2 separate regions of the Homo sapiens genome follow, and region 2 is linked to region 1. A link is an interaction called in ENCODE POLR2A ChIA-PET data of the cell type or tissue named here. Cell type or tissue: Caco-2. All regions are shown on one strand. Region 1 holds the start of PLEKHA4 (pleckstrin homology domain containing A4). Region 2 has its middle 4.7 kb from the start of DHDH.

Region 1 (2,500 bases):
GGCACGTGCCACCACGCCTGGCTAATTTTTGTATTTTTAGCAGAGACGCGGTTTCGCCATGTCAGTCAGGCTGCTCTTGAACTCCTGACCTCAGGTGATCCACCCGCCTCAGCCTCTTAAAGTGCTGGGATTATAGGCGTGAGCCACTGCGCCGGGCCGAGACTCTTTTTTTGATGGGCAGAGGGAGGTGTTCAGAGGCAAGGAAGAGGCTGTAGGGAAGCAATTTGGGGATCAAGCATCCACTGCCAAGAAGCAGATGCCCTTGGCCACCAGAGCCAGAGCTGTAGTAGGTCCTTTGGGATCTGAACTGGGACTATGGGCTGGGAGGGCCCCATAATCAGGGGGAACTCTCACGCTGAGTCTCCAGTGAATCAAAGGATGCCCTGGTGCCCTGCGGTCACACCCCTTAGCAACCAAGTACAAGGAGAGGAAGCCTCAAATCCCTCCATCCTGCCCGGATGGAGCCTCATCTCCTGATGCCCACAGATATCTCAGGCATCCTTAGCCAGGTCCCGACAATATGCCCTTCCTTGGAAGCGGTGGTACTGACCAAGGCTGAGATCAGATCTCTGGGCTCTGAACTTGAGAAACAATATGTGTGGAACGGCAGGAGGAAAAAGAAATGAGTGTCTCCCTAAGCTTTTGGCTGGGATGCCGATTTGGGATGCAAGTATCTGGAGGCCCCTTGGGTCTTATTGTCAGAGAAGGGTCTCTCCTTATAGGATTTCATTAGTGGGTAGATTGGATGGCGAGAGATAGGACAGCAAGTTCTGGCACTAATCAAGAGCAGCCACTACTTCTCAGAACTCGAGGGGCCTCATGGCTGGGGAGCGGCTTTATCTTAGCAACCAGGGTCAAGGGAGGTTGTTACTCTGGTTTAGAATTAGGAAAATACAAAGGGTGGGGACAGAGCTGGGAGTGCCTCTGAATTCCTAGCTGCGGTGTGTAGGCAATTTGGGACCTTACTATGTCTGGCAGACCCCGTTGCTAAGGATCTTTGTCCTTAACAACCAGAGTCCTTGGGGAAACAGAAGGATGGGCGGCCCAGAGCCCCACCTTCCTCCCCATCCCCGCCAGGAAGCTCAAACCTTGGGGCTCAGGCTGCTGAGCGAGGAGATGGTGGAGGCGCTGCTGGCCAGGCTCAGGCTGCTGCGAGGTCGGCTCCCCTCCATCAAGGGCTGGGGGAGAGAAAGAAAGGGGCTGTGTCTCTGCAGTGACGGGTGTGAGACAGAGATGGGGTCAGGGGCTTGGAGGTCGGAGGAGGCTGCAGAGAAAGAGCCTGTTGTTTCGGGACTTGGGGGGCTGGGGGAGGCCATGGCCCGTGACCACATACCAAGAGTGGTGCCAAGAGAGGTAGGCGGCCCTGGCAGCTGCGGGAGGGGGCAGCTGTCTGCAGCCCAGGCCAGAGAATAGGGGCTTCTTTATTCCTGCCCACTGCACTCAGGCCAGGAATTTGACCCTCTCTGTGCTTAGGGACTCCCCATTCCCTGCCTCCTTCCGGCTGCCCCAGGCTACCTGTCTCCCGCCCTCCCACATGCACCCCCAAACCACCCCTGCCAACTCCCCAAGCCAAGCCCTGCGGCACCAGGAATGTGAACCCAGAGAGCCCCTCCCAGCCCAGCCAGGGAACTTACCCAGCTCTGGGGTCCCAGTGACGGGGGGGCAAGAGGACGGTGTGGGTGCTGCGGCACCTAGGCAGTCTCCCGCCTCCTTTGTCTCTTAGCTGCTGTCTCTCATAGTTCTCAATCTCTCTCCTCACCTGCTCACTCACACTTTTTGTCTCTTTGTCTCCTGTCTCTTACGGTCTCTCTCTCTCTCTCTTCCTTTTACACTACCTCTCTCCCCACTCTCACTTTCTGTGTCTCCCTCTGATCTCTGTCTCTTCCAGTCTCTCTCTCACTCATTCTCTCCCTCTCTCTCTCTCTCCAATCTTTCTGTTTCTGTCCAAATCTTTTATTGTCAGACTCACAGGGTCTCTTCCTTAAGTCTCTGTCTCATTCTCTCTCTCTCTCTCTCTCTGTCTCTCAGTCATCCCCTGTGTCCTCTCTCCTTCACACTCAGTCTCTTCCTCTTTCTCTCTGGCTCTGCCGTTTCCTCCCTTTTCTCTTTCCGATTTCCCTTCTCACTTTCTCCCTTCCTCCCTCTCCCAGTTTCTCTTTCCTCTCTGCTGGTCTTTCCCTGCCTCTGCCAGCCGCCCACGCTGCTGTTCTCCCCTCCCAATCCCGGCTGTCCCCGCCCCTTCTGGCCTCCCCACTACAGCCTGACCTCTGGCTCAGCTGCCCCCATAGCTGAAGGGAGGGGCTTGGGCCCCCCAATTCCCAGGTCCCCTAAGGACCAAGGTTGGGACTTCTCAGTGTTTGGAGAGTTGGACTTGAGGCCTGCACTCCAGGGCCCCCGTGGGTTTGCTGCTGTGGTTGGGGGCCTGAGCCACTGGTGTCCTAAACGGAGGAGGCTTGTGTCCTGCAAGGGGTGGGGACTCAAATTTCCAAAGCCCTGGAGG
Region 2 (2,500 bases), 61 kb after region 1:
CTCTTAAAAAAGGAAAAAAATCACATGGCAGAGTAGCATTTTAAAATAAAGTCACGAGGCTGGGCGCGGTGGCTCACGCCTGTAATCTCAGCACTTTGGGATGCTGAGGCAGGCGAATCACCCGAGGTCAGGAGTCTGAGACCAGCCTGACCTACGTTGAGAAACCCCGTCTCTACTGAAAATACAAAATTACCCGGGCCTGGTGGCGCATGCCTGTAATCCCAGCTGCTCAGGAGGCTGAGGCAGGAGAATCGCTTGAACCCAGGAGGTGGAGGTTGCGGTGAGCCGAGATCACGCCATTGCACTCCAGCCTGGACAACAAAAGCAAAACTCCGTCTTAAAAAATAAATAAATAAATAACATTAAACTACGTCACTCAGCCTGTGAACAATGGCTCACGCTTATAACCCAGCAATTTGGGAGGCCGCAGCAGGTGGATCACTTGAGGTCACGAGTTCGAGACCAGCCCGGCCAACATGGTAAAACCGCATTTCTACTAAAAATACAAAATTAGCTGGGTGTGGTGATGGGCGCCTGTAATCCCAGCTACTCATGAGGCAGGAGAATCGCTTGAACCCAGGAGGCGGAAGTTGCAGTGAGCTGAAATTGTGTCACTGCACTCCAGCCTGGGTGACAGAGCAAGACTCCGTCCAAAAAAAAAAAAAAAAAAAAAGGGACCATGTTCTAGTGTAGGGGTAAGTGGATTGTTTTGGCCCCAACCCCAAGAGGATCAAGGGAGACCACTGCAGCTGCCCGAGAAATTCTTGCCCTCTGACAAGAAACACCCTATCCAGTCTGGGGAATTTGCCAGTCCAACCCCTCCCCTTGGCTCAAGATTCTGGGAAATCCTAAATAGTGTTTACCATTGGCCTTTTATCAGCTCCAGTATAAATGCGTCTGGCCAGACTTGCTTTACAACTATGCATAATGGATAGTTGGGCCAGGCTTGGTGGCTCATGCCTAGTGCTTTGGGAGGCCGAGGTGGGAGGATCACTTCAGCCCAAGAGTTGGAGGCCAGCCTAGGCAACATGGTGAGACACCATCTCTACAAAAAAAAATTTTATTTTCTGTTTTTTTTTTGAGACGGAGTGTGGCGCTGTCACCCAGGCTGGAGCAACAGAGCCAGACTTTGTCTCAAATAAATAAATAAATAAATAAAACCTGCAAAAAAATTTTTTTAAATGCCATTTTTCTTTCTTTCTTTCTTTCTTTTTTTTTTTGAGGCAGAGTCTTGCTGTGTCACCCAGGCTGGAGTGCAGTGGCGTGATCTCGGCTCACTGCAAGCTCTGCCTCCCGGGTTCACGCCATCCTCCTGCCTCAGCCTCCTGAGTAGCTGGGACTACAGGCGCCCGCCACCATGCCCGGCTAATTTTTTGTATTTTTAGTAGAGATGGGGTTTCACTGTGTTAGCCAGGATGGTCTTGATCTCCTGTCCTCGTGATCCGACCACCTCGGCCTCCCAAAGTGCTGGGATTACAAGCGTAAGCCACCGCGCCTGGCCATTTTTCTTTTTAATCAATCCTGCCACTTGAAGATTATATGGTAAGGGAAATCTGCAGTCTATACACAATACTGAGTTGCTCCAAGCCCTTGAGGATTGTGAGGGACCCAGTGTTCTAATTCTTGCTAGAGTGTCTACCTCCATGTTACCAGAGGCGAGTCTGACCGGGTACTGACATGTGATATACCATTAAGTGTGCAGTGGGTTCTTTTAGCCTTTCCCAAATGTCTTTCCACATGGCAGCGCCCCACAGCATTTTCTTTTTCTTCTTTTTTCTTTTTCTTTTTTTTTTTTTTCTTTTTTTTCCTGGGCAACAGAGTCTCACTCTGTTGCCCGGGCTAGAGTGCAGTGGCGTGATCTCGGCTCACTGCAAGCTCTGCCTCCTGGGTTCAAGCGATTCCAGTGCCTCAGCCTCCCAAGTAGCTGGGATTACAGGTGCACACCACCACGCCCAGCTAATTTTTGTATTTTTAGTAGAGATGGGGTTTCACCCTGTTGGCCAGGCTGGTCTCAAACTCTTGACCTCAGGTGATCCGCCCGCCTCGGCCTCCCAAAGTGCTGGGATTACAGGCGTGAGCCACTACGCCCGCCCTCTTTTTTCTTTTTTGAGACAGAGTCTCACTCTGTTGCCCAGGCTGGAGTACAGAGGTGCCATCATAGCTTACTGCAGCCTCAACCTTCCCAGCTCAAGCGATCCTCCCGCTTCAGCCTCCCTAGTAGCTGGGAATACAGATGCACACCACCACACCTGGCTAATTTTTTGCAGGTTGGTCTCGAACTCTTGGGCTCAAGAGATCTGCCCGCCACAGTCTCCCAAAGTGCTGGGATTACAGGCATGTGCCACCGTGCCCGGCATATTTTCTTTTCAGTGTTTACCTTTTTGCCTCCTCTGAGGTGCTGGAGTGCAGCAATAAGAAAGTAATAATTTTAGGCCGGGCGCAGTGGCTCACGCCTGTAATCCCAGCACTTTGGGAGGCCGAGGAGGGCGGATCACGAGGT

What was found. ChIA-PET counts read pairs that join two places held together with the same protein. Peaks named below come from ENCODE experiments on the same cell type or tissue, not always from the same donor. Only the 100,000 strongest peaks of a DNase experiment are listed, where the experiment ranks them.
Region 2: POLR2A ChIA-PET joins it to region 1 with 5 read pairs; 25 of 35 experiments call an interaction of 5 or more read pairs at or near these places.

Annotation. Positions count from the first base shown.
Region 1 is chr19:48,866,449-48,868,948 of GRCh38, forward strand. PLEKHA4 (pleckstrin homology domain containing A4) reads right to left here and starts at 2,169. Exons shown (of 20, transcript NM_020904.3): 1 at 1,635-2,169; 2 at 1,089-1,178. The coding sequence starts at 1,172. In Caco-2, no CTCF peak of the experiment used is centred here; a DNase peak (open chromatin) is centred at 943; H3K4me3 peaks cover 881 bases.
Region 2 is chr19:48,927,790-48,930,289 of GRCh38, forward strand. No RefSeq gene overlaps it. Among named protein-coding and RNA genes, the nearest start is that of DHDH, 4.7 kb to the right of the region's middle. In Caco-2, no CTCF peak of the experiment used is centred here; no DNase peak of the experiment used is centred here.